Regions from separate parts of the Homo sapiens genome. Here region 2 is linked to region 1. The links are chromatin contacts, found by Hi-C or POLR2A ChIA-PET in ENCODE. All regions are on one chromosome and are shown on one strand. Each heading gives the region's core, a stretch centred on a gene start or an enhancer-like site at or near the end of the contact. The rest is flanking DNA. Distances are from core to core; before and after follow the strand shown. Region 1 has its middle 53 kb from the start of GAB1. Region 2 has its middle 170 kb from the start of MIR548G.

Region 1 (5,974 bases), core at 132-2,631:
CCAGGCAAGTAACATATCTTAATTTCACAATGACTTGTAAGATCTATAATATCCTCATGTTTCAAAAAAGGAAGCTGAGTTCCCAGACAGCAATAGCTTTTCCAGGATTACACAGCTAGTAAATGTCAATGTCTGAATTCAAGATTAAGTCTTCTAACCAAAATCCACAGCTTCTGCAGTTTACTGTGCATCTTGCTTTACACCATAGTCTGTGATTAATAAAATTCAGAGAGAATTCGCTTTTCTTTGTTTACTTACCTGCTGGAGATTTGCCTCCTTCCTTAACAAATAACTGCTTCTTGAAACTTGTACCCAACACTTAAAATGTGTGTATTTAATATATCTGATGAATGCTGCAGCTTTTCTTCATTGTAGACCCTGCCACGTGTGTTTTAAGAAGCCCTGCAGGTGATTGCAATGCACACTCTAATTTGAGAACCGCTGCTCTATACTTACCTTAGATTTAGCTCAGAAAGCCACACAGCTGGGCATGGTGGCTCACATCTGTATTCCCAGCACTTTGGGAGGCCAAGGTGGACAGATCCCTTGAGGTCAGGAGTTTGAGACCAGCCTGGCCAACATGGCGAAACCCCATCTCTACAAAAAATACAAAAATTAACCTGGTGTGGTGGCAGATGCCTGTAGTCTCAGCTACTTGGGAGGCTGAGGCAGAGAATTGATTAAACCAGGAGGCAGAGGTTGCAGTGAGCTGAGATCACACCACTGCACTCCAGCCTGGACAACAGAGCGAGACTCTGTCAAAAAGCCACAGTTCTCATCTGTCTGAAAATGGCTTCCTCTCATCTCCTTAGAAAATTCTCTTTTTTGTCTTGTTCAAGCTCATTGCTAATTCTACTTAATGCAGGAAGCTTTCCAAGCCTGGAGAAACTAACTTCAGTTTCTCCCATCATATGGAAAGAGCCGCCTCCCCCAGCTCCAACCCTATCCCAGTACAGGATATTCACATTGTTTCTTAAGAGAAAAATAAATAAACACAGAAACTGAAATCAAAATTTCAAACCAACCACAAAGTGCAGTTGGTGTGTGTTTGGACAGTATGTGAATAAACATGTGACATGTTTATTTTACTGTTTAGAGCTTCAACTTCTGGACTAAAGGAACTATACCATGTATGCACTCTCCAGCAATGTGGGAGCCAAACACATTTTTAAATATCAGATAATAGCGGAAATTCTCAAAGCATGGTTCTGCCTGAGTATCTGCTATAGAATCACAGGATTGGATTAATCGATGTGAAAAATAATTGCTTGCATGTAAAAATTGTTTTTCAGAAGTTTTGTCCCCATGATGCTCCAGATATTGCCTGGAATATAAGCAGGCTCTGACCCCTCTTCCCATGGTCACCTCCCTGTGGCTTTCCGCGCTTCTGGCTTGGCTTTCCCTGGGAAGAAAAGCTGAAAACTTTCTTGGTACTGAGCCATTCTCCCATCTGGGATAAAGATTAAGAAAGAGGAGGGGAGCTTTTGATCAGATTATAAATGCCAGATGCTACCACATTAATAGCCCTACAGATCCCAATGGTGCTTACTTCAAACATTTGATTTTCCAACTCTCCTCTCTAAAGAATGTGCTGGTAACTGTCAGGAGTCACAGAGGAGTGGCCCACTACATTCATGAGCACTTGCCACTGACAGATTAAAAGGAAATCACGAGACCTTATTGTGGTTTATCAGCTTTCACATGGAGCAATTTTTCCCAGATTGGAGACTTCCATCATAGCTCAGGGAATCATGAGAATTGTTAAAGAGATCAGCATATCGGCTTCAAGCCAAGAGGACATAAACCAACATCAACGAAAGGCATTCTAGCCTTAGAATTAGTATAGACTTGGCCGGGCGCGGTGGCTCACGCCTGTAATCCCAGCACTTTGGGAGGCCGAGACAGGCGGATCATGAGGTCAGGAGATCGAGACCACCCTGGCTAACACAGTGAAACCCTGTCTCTACTAAAAAAATACAAAAAAATTAGCCGGGCTTGGTGGCAGGCGCCTGTAGTCCCAGCTACTTGGGAGGCTGAGGCAGGAGAATGGCATGAACCCAGGAGGCGGAGCTTGCAGTGAGCTGAGATCGCGCCACTGTGCTCCAGCCTGGGTGACACAGCATAACTCCGTCTCAAAAAAAAAAAGAAAAGAAAGAAAAAAAGACTTAGTATAGACTTATAGGAAACCATTCAGTTATTATAAATAAAAGAGTTCTTTGATTGTTTTCCTTATAAAATCTGAGGAAGAGTACATTGGTCAAAGCTGATGTGCAGAAAGAAAGTAGCAAAAAGAAATATGAGTGATAACAGAAAAAAGAGGAGAAAATGGAAGAGTCAAAGAAGAGAATCTGGAAAGGAAATACACAGTGAATAGAAGGAAGTAATGCAATAGAACAAAATCAATTTCTAACTCGAAATTCTTAATTATGGTAATAATTTTAAGCCCAGCCTCTGAGGGAAAAATAGTTATGATGCAGTCTAAGATCTATTGGATCAGCATTACTGAGTTTTCCTCTTGCCTGAGACTCCACTATGGCTTGGCCAGCACTGCTACTGACAGTCTTTATGTAAAATTTAGAAATTTTGTTCATTATGGATTTTCTTGCATAATTTTATTTTTTAAAATGTTCCATTAAAATATTATTTACCTTTATTACTGAGTTTTTGGTGCCCCTTAAATTTTGCACCCAAGGTGAGTGCCTCACTTACCATTGTCTTGGCCCCATGAATCAATCACACTTTTCTTTAAAATTTAGTTTGGTATCATCAGAATAAGTAATGGAGATATAGAGGCATTTCTTTCAAATGGAAAGACCAGCTAATCATCTGGGTTAAGGTAAATAAAGATTTTAAGACTAGAAGACCTCTTGGGAGGCTATTTTCACAAATTATGGAGTTAGAGAAATGCTTTTACCTTGAAGAATTATATGTGAAGATTTATTCTGAATAAAGTTTTTCCTGGGTGCTCATCTATGTGATCTAACCAAAGCCACACATAAACATTATTATGATTACGTCTTGATCTGTTACAGATATTAGGCCCTGAAATAAAACCAAAGACTCTTGTCCCACCAGCTCTGATGAAAACAGCAAACTGGCCGGGCTCGGTGGCTCACGCCTGTAATCCCAGCACTTTGGGAGGCCAAGGCAGGTGGATCACCTGAGGTCAGAGTTCAAGACCAGCCTGGCCAACATGGTAAAACCCCGTCTCTACTAAAAGTACAAAAATTAGCCGAGGGTGGTGGTGGGCGCCTGTAATCCCAGCTACTCAGGAGGCTGAGGCAGGAGAATTGCTTGAACCCGAGAGGCAGAGGTTGCAGTGAGCCAAGATGGCGCCACTGCACTCCAGCCTAGGCGACAGAGAGAGACTCCATCTCAAAAAAAAAAAAAAGAAGGAAACTGGGAACACAGCAACTCCCAGGTATAAATTACAATGTGAACCTGAAAAGGTTCTCCCTCGAGCAATGTAAGAAAGTTCAGAAAAAACATGTTTTGAATGTTAATTCATCTGTTCCTGTGGAAAAGTATACATACACCTGGATTCGTATTAAGTGCGTATATGTGGACTGTAGCAGGAGACTACAGAAATACATTTGGATGGAAACAAACCCTTGTGGCCAGGCACTGTGGCTCACACCTGTAATCCCAGCACTTTGGGGAAGCTGAGGAAGGAGAATCACTTGAGCCCAGGAGTTCGAGACCAGCCTGTGCCAAATAGTGAGACCCTGTCTCTAAAAAAAAAAAAAAAAAGAATATACAATAACATGTTCTCACTGCAAATGTAGGTGACTCAGAAATTTGGTACATGTAATTAATAAAAATAGTTTTTATTATTTTGTTTTCATTTGTTAAGAGAGGACAGAATAATAGGCATTTTACTAATATTATTTTTCTTAATTCCCATAATAACCATAAATGGGAGATTCTACTGTCCTCATTTTCCACATGAAGGAGATGAAGCTTACAAAAGAGATTTGCCCCCAGCCAATCTAGCAGCTTGTTAATAGCGGGTGGGGTCAGATTTTTAACCTGAGTCTGTTTGATTTCAAAATCTCTATGTTCTTCTCTATACCATGGGTTGACAAACTACAGTCCACATGTCAAGTCCACCATGCCACCTCACAGTCTGCAAGCTAAGAATGTCTTTTACATTTTCAAATGGTTGAAAAAAAGTCAAAAGAAGGATATTATTTTGTGACATGTGAAAATTACATGAAATTCAAATGTCAGTGTTCATAAAGGAAGTTTCATTGGAGCACAGCCACACCCGTTCATACTATCAATGGTTGTTTCATACTACAATGGCAGTTGAGTAATTGCTACAGAGACCATCTCTCCCACAAGCCTAAAATATTTACTGTTTAGCCTTTTTAAGCTAAAGCTTGCCAACCTCTGTTTTGCACTACCTTGTCTCTTAATTTGGTAGTGGAAATTTTAAAAGTATCATTTAAAAAAATAATAATCCCAGTTTTACTACGCTTTCTCTTGAAAGCATATTAGTATTAGATATATATTAGATATAGCTAACACTGAAGTGCATCTCTTTTTTTTTCAAATAACACTTTAAGTTCTAGGGTACATGTGCACAATGTGCAGGTTTGTTACATATGTATACATGTACCATGTTGGTGTACTGCACCCATTAACTCATCATTTACATTAGGTATATCCCCTAATGCTATCCCTCCCCTCTTCCCCCACCCCATACAGAACATCTCTTTATGATGCTCTTGCAAAAGCTAAATCTCCCTGCTTTTTGCACCTCCAACCTGCAAGAAAAATTTCATTCCTACCTCAATGTTCTACCAATCAGATCAAGTTACATTTGTCTCTAACTTAATTGCAGTTCTCCATTTAACCTACGTGGAAGAGAAAAATCTGAACAGGAACACAGACATAAGTGCTGAAGTGCTGGTTTCTTGACAAGTCATGGATTTCTGCCATGGCTGATTATAGGAACCATAAGAAGCCAAGAAGGAGATCACATTTAAGTAGCAGCAAAAGAATACTTTTTCAAGCTATATAATTCTATGTATAGAGAATAACAAAATTATGGCAAACACCACCACACCACACTGCAAACAAAATAAATAAGCTATTGTAAAACTGTGGCTAAATATCTAGTTTCTAACATCTACTTCCAATGGATTTCTGCTGCCTGCATTTCTTTTGACAGCCAGTCTGCTGACCTGGCATCCAAGACATCATTATGTAAAATGTTCTGGGAATCCAACAGTCAGTTCTCAGCATCTTAGGTCTAGCCTCCAAGCATTATTTATAATGCTAATGTCAGCACCATGACCCAATTGTATTCCCATAATCCCCTTCCAAGAGTGGAAGAAAGAAAACTCCCAAGAAATATCTATCCCTGGGACGTCAAAGGTAAGGCTGAGAGCAATGTTGCAGTCTCCTGTTTCTGTAGCTCTTGCTTTCTGACTCTCAGAGCAGCTTCTTTGGCTATTTCTCTAGGGCTTTCCAGCTTACACTGTTTTTTCTTATAACTTTTTGCCATCCGCTAAAGGAATTCATTGAACTAATGTGAAATATTATTAACAAGGCTGGCAGAATGCTCTTCCACGGATAATGAGACAGAGGTTTCTCTGCCAAAATAAATTTTCATAGGTACAAATTCTATTTCTCTGCCTGATCCCCAGTGGTTTAATTTTTTGTTTCCTAATCTTCGGCCTCAGTCAAATTATCTTTTCATAGGGAAAATATTCCTAGCAACCTAAAGTACACAACTGACTTTCCATGAAAATAAACTCCATTTCTCCATTCTCCTAGCCTCTCAGATTTCTAACACATTTAATCTTTTCTAGAGTCTGCCAAAGTCAAAGGAGTTCATAAAGTACATCATGCACCAATCTGCTTTTCAGACCAACTTGATATGATGCAGTTGAATTTTGACAGGCTAGCAGAAAGGAAATGACTTAAATCAGAAGCAGGCTTGGTTTAAAATTGTCTTGTCTGTGTG
Region 2 (5,766 bases), core at 1,283-3,782, 3.9 Mb after region 1:
TCCTGTAGTGTCAGCAAGCCTTTAAAAATAATTATCAAACATCATTATATATATGAAAATAAAGCTTAAATTAACCCCACTCATTTGAACAAGTCGTTCCGTGCCTCTCCCACCAAAACAATTCTTCATAAGTAGGGAGTGTGTTTATTTATTTTGCATTGGAAGCCATAAAACAACCAGTTTCCAAAAACAGATAAGCAAAGTGGCAATCTGATCAGAAAGGGTGAAAATGGCTCATAGGTACCCTGCTTCTCCCCTCACTATTGCCATTGCCAGATTCTGTAGCTTTCCTGGGCCTCTGCAATTTGACAATTTTAGAACTAATTTTAGAACAAATGTTTGAGTTTACACTTGAAAAAACTAAGGCCTACAGAGCAACCAACAGACACAAATTAATCACAAAGCAGAGGGAGACACCAAATAAATCTGATTCCCAATTCTTTGTTTTATAGCATCGTATCTTCTTGCCTTCACTAGTTTAGTAGATTACTGTCATTCGACAATAAGATATTATTCTTACCTTCCACTGTCCCCTTTCTCTGTAGCATAAAGAAAATAAGAGCTGTATTTCAAAGAGCTTACCTCCTACATTTTTGTATATCCTGGAAATAACACTAAATGATATTTTCATGGTTATCATAGAACATAGAATAACTTCACATAACATGCTCACAGCTCAAAATTGCTTACTGTTGAGTTCAGCTTTCTCTCTATTTGTTAGTTTTAGCCAAAGGGCAAACAAACAATGACTTTTGTCACTGGCAATAATTGTTCTACAATAGATTGACTGAAACAGACACTTATTTATTCATTAAGAAAAATATCTATTGAGTACTTAAAAGGTGATATGGATGTGGAATAACCAAATTTCCACTATCATTTATTCCAGATAAAATGTGGGTGATTTATAAACAGCAGAAATTTTTTGCTTACAGTTCTGGGAGCTGGGAAGTCCAACATCAAGGCACCAGCAGATTCTGTGTCTGGCGAAGCCCTGTTTCTCATAGATAGTGCCTTCTACATGTCCACACATGATGGAAGGGTAAACAGGTCCCTCGAGCCTCTTTTATCACCCTTACGAATGCCCACCTCTTAATATGTTTTCATTAAGGAGTAGTTTTCACATGTGAATTTTAGTGGCCACCAACGTTGGGACCATAGCATTGCACTAGCTTAATTTTTTCTTTTCCCACTGAAAAATATAAAATTTAAAGCTTATCTTTGTACACATTTAACATATTGAAAATAATTATTACTTTCATATTTATCTTTAAAATAGACCCCTGAAATAACATGAGAATCAAATTCCATTAAAAATATATTCAACTAACATTTTACCTGTCCAATATAACCCAAATCTCAAGATTAAATATTGTCCACATAGCTCTAAATCTTATTCAACAAAATTTAGAACTGATAGATCCAGGCCTGGCATATTTGCTTTAAATATTTCCTTAAATTTCTTTGTTAAAAATACATCTTCCCTGTGATAATAAGAGCATATGGTCATTGTGGAATATCCAAGAAATAGAAAAAAAAACATAAAAAATAAAATTTTAAATTTACTATAATGCTAACATCCAGAAACAAATACTGAAAACATTTTGGCACATTTTAATAATTTTTGCATCCTGTTGCCTACCCCTTTTTGTAATAGTGAGTATTTTGTTGTGTAGTTAAAATTATAATCATTTAGTAAATATTGTGTGTAACTTGAGTATTTCACTCAACAATATATGTATTTCCCCATATTACTAAGTATTCTTCTATAACATGCTTTTTAAATGGATGCCATTCTGTAGTAGCATTATTTATATATACTCTTTTGATGAACCTGTATATATTACCTTTAAAATATGTATATACTTTTGTGTAGTTAAATATTCTTAAAGAATGTGATTTTAATGACTTCTTCATAATCTAATTACAAACCATACTTTATTTAGTTAATTTCTAATGTAGGATATTTAGGAGAACCTCTTTTTCAAAGACAGCTATAACAACCACTAGTAGGAATCATGCCACTGCCACACCTGACACCACCAACTCATCTTGTGCCAAGCAGGGAAAGATTCATGGCTCCATATCCTCCCACACCTCAGCAGGTTTAAAAACACAGTGAGGTCTGATCACACCAAGTCAGTCTTGGACAGAGGCGGGCCCTCTGGTTCAGTGGTCTGATTTTCTATATAGAATGCATTAATATTGCTCTGTATAATCCAAATAAAAATAAACTTTATTTTATTTGGTATATTAATGCAGATACTTGCAGAGCCTATTTTCATTATTTGCTTCTGGCCTTCTCTTCAACAATTGGTTCCTCTGAAACACCAAACCTAAGGATTTGTGAAGCTCTTTCTCATTCACGCCTGTCCTGGCCGCTATTCATTCCTCATTTTTCTTGAGCAGTATATCTCAATGAGAGCAATTAGTACACGACCAATTCAACAACCACTAGATATAATGACTGTCCTACTTTGGTGCAGCGGACATCTTTTTGTTGTCGTTGTTCCCAACACCATATAAGTACTGATTAGAAGCAGGAATGCCTGTCCAGGCCCTGTGAAGGAGGTGATGAATGGTATGTCTGAACAGCACAGCCCTGGCTTAGTATCACTGAAATGCCACACTCCTCACTGAAGTCTGTTGATAAGCCTGACAGTGCTCAGCAACTTTTACCAGCAGACTTTATATCGGGGGACCCAAGCTGAAAGTTAGCACATGGGGTGTTCTGTCAGCACAGAAGGCTTACACCATTAGTAGATCTAAATGGTGTTTAGATTACGGAGTTCAACAAAAATCTAGGTCATTAAGTGCATAAAAGAAATGTTACAATGACTCCATTCCAAATAAAATGATGTTTGGAGGGAAACAAAGAAATTAATCTTGCAGTTTATTGGTAATAAAGAAACAAGAGACTCATATGTTGTTTTACGTATAGATATTATCTTAGTGCCATTTGGGACAGCTTATTCTTCAGCCTTTTTGAAATATGAAGTATACAGCTGGGATTTAAGGTATTACTAGCCAATTAGGAAAATTTTTTTAATGTAAAAACAAACAACAATCAACCAACCAACCAAACAAACAAAAAAAAACTTTCCAATTTCTTTGGAGACTGCATCCCTGGAGAATAAGTAAATATTACAATGTCATATAATCTTGAAAATTTTAAAATGTTAAGGAAAATAATATGCCCATGGGAATCCTAATTTATGAGACAAAATTCAAAGAAGTTGTTCATAGAAATTTAAACCCTTGACATTTTTAAGACACAATTTAAAGTAGAATAAAAATTAGTTTTCACAACATAAAATGAATTGGAAAAATTTCAGCAGTTTCCTCAAGGGACCATTAAAAGCTAGGGTATCTTCCAAAAATTCACCAGGGTTTAAAGCTAACGGAAAACATATGTGGGAAGTGTTTGATAAATAGAGCTTAATGTTCAATATAAGAGAAACATAACAAATTTGCATTGAGTACACTGATTTTGAGAGGAGAAGTTTTTGACCCATTCCCCAGTCCATTTTTTACATGAGAACCAAAAGTGGCTAAATTTAGTTCCTTATCCACCCTGTGCTGAAAATGTCCATGAGAAAGGGAGTTCCTGGATAACAAAACTTGCAGAGAAATTCCCAAAAATGCAACAGAAAGCCATAAATCCAGGAAAATAAATATAACCTGAATAACCACAAATTTCATAATCAATATGTAAATGTAATCATGGGGAAACTCCCTGAAAAAGTCACATAATTCCTTTTATAATAAATAGTATCTGCACTTTCCTGAAAATTTGGTGGCCTGAGTACACCCATGTAACTCTCCCATTGAAAATAAAGTACACGAAAAGTGGCATCAGTCGTGGAAAATAGGTTAAGAGTATCAAGATTATGCCGGAAATGTTAAGGAAGTGTCACCAGATATTTTGGAGGTATAATACAGTTGAAAAAGATACAGAGGCCTTGGTAGGCAGAATAATGGTCCCCCCAACGATGTCCAGGTCCTAATCCCTAAAGTACACCATGAATACACTAAACCATATAACAAAGAGTAATTAAGATGGAATTAAGGTTCCTAATCATGTAACCTTAAAAGAGAGAGATTATCCTGGATTACCCAGGTGGGCCCAGTGGAATCACAGGGTCTTTAAAAGTAGAAGAGAGGCAGAAGAGGAGGTCAGGGTGAGGCAATACAAGAAGGACTTGACGCCTTTGCTGGCTTTGAAGATGGTGGGAGGAACCACACTCCAAGGCTTGCAGGAGGCCTGGGGAAGCTGGAAAAGGCAGAAAGAAAAAAAAAATAGTATCCTACCTAGAGCCTACAGAAAGGAATGCAGCTCTGCCAAGGCCCTGATTTTAGCCTAGTGAGGTGTATGTGTCAGACTTCTGAACTTCAGAACTGTAAGATAATCTATTTGTTTCTTTAAGCCACTAACTTTGTACTAACTTGTTTTGGCAACAATAGAAAAATAACAAAGAGCTTCTTGAGAACATACCATATGAATAGATAAGGGAGACCCTGGAAACAATAGAAGAGATTCTTTCAAAAGCCTCTGATTTAGAGGTAAAGGAAAGGGTCTAAGGACAGAAGGAGCACACCACTTGGAAAGGCCGTTTGCCATGGGAATCTGCAGCATTCAAAACAATCGTGCTGAAAGGCCCAACTGGCTCATAAAATGGGGGCATCAAAAAGAGCCAGGAGAGGGGCAAGGATTCTCTAAGATTTGAGAGGTGGGGGCTTATATCTGGATGTAGATGGCTGCATCATAAAGGAGACACAGCACAAACACACAATATAGCTGATGTGGAATGGCCTAACAGACAGATATAGGAAGCTGCTCCTACAAAGTCAGAAAAAAAAAATGATCCTCAGCTTGGACTGCCCAAGGGCTTTAACTCCCTTCCCATGCCCTTTCGTGGCAGTCCAACAACTGAGCAAGTAATTTAAAGTTATATTAACAGACATTGAATACGTGATGGAAGATAGTTAGAGACTGCAAGTCACAGCTTCCCATGCATCTAATGGGCTTGGATAGCCTGTTCTTCATTCATGGATAATTAGAAAGAAAAAGATTCCTCTATATAAAAAAGGGAGAATATATCATGCAAGATACAGAGGAAGAGAATAATATTGATAAAGACATTACAAAAAAAAAGAAATATTGGTCAGAAAGACACTCTCTGCCTTCAAAAATACAGAATATGAAATAAAATATAAGATGAAGTGAAACAATACTGTAAAATAAAAGATAAACTGTTAAGGGCAGTACAAAAAATTTTCCTCCAAGAAAACAAAATATGTTAGAGACGTTAAAATGTATATTAGAAGAGAAGAAATAAAACAGAAAATTATAACAGATGAATGATACAGAGAATAGAAAACAAAGATCCCAAACAAGAATGATTATTAACTTTTAAAGAAGAGTCTAGAGCAGACAGAAAATAAGTAATAAAGACGTAACCATTAGATCTATTTCTGGACTAAAAAAGATATGAAGGTGCAGAACAAACGGATTTACCATACACAAAGTAATGTTACTAAAGAAATACCAACATCTAGACATATTTCAGGGCAACAAAATTAAATTCCAAAAAAAAAAAGAGCAAATGCAAAACCCAGGCAGAAAGAAAAATAATTAATCTCAGATTTCTTTTTCTCAGTCTTAAAAACCAAAGGACAGTAGCGTAACATCTATTCTACAGAGTTCTTTTAAAAAGTTTGGGTCTTATGATTTTATATCAGCCAATTTGTGTAATCAGTCATTGA

What was found. Hi-C counts contacts between places; a loop is a spot of excess contacts on that map. ChIA-PET counts read pairs that join two places held with the same protein, here RNA polymerase II (POLR2A).
Region 2: a loop to region 1 is called in a map of posterior vena cava, with 18 times the contacts of the local background. The contact joins two enhancer-like sites. A Hi-C loop is called at or near these places in 1 of 168 maps with a recorded cell type or tissue (posterior vena cava). POLR2A ChIA-PET finds 5 or more read pairs at or near these places in 1 of 52 experiments (naive thymus-derived CD8-positive, alpha-beta T cell).

What each region holds. Positions count from the first base shown.
Region 1 is chr4:143,280,955-143,286,928 of GRCh38, forward strand. No RefSeq gene overlaps it. Among named protein-coding and RNA genes, the nearest start is that of GAB1, 53 kb to the right of the region's middle. Within about 2 kb of position 1,382, at least 3 of the 41 ENCODE cell types and tissues checked have a DNase peak (open chromatin) inside an H3K27ac peak, as active enhancers do.
Region 2 is chr4:147,171,424-147,177,189 of GRCh38, forward strand. No RefSeq gene overlaps it. Among named protein-coding and RNA genes, the nearest start is that of MIR548G, 170 kb to the right of the region's middle. Within about 2 kb of position 2,533, at least 2 of the 41 ENCODE cell types and tissues checked have a DNase peak (open chromatin) inside an H3K27ac peak, as active enhancers do.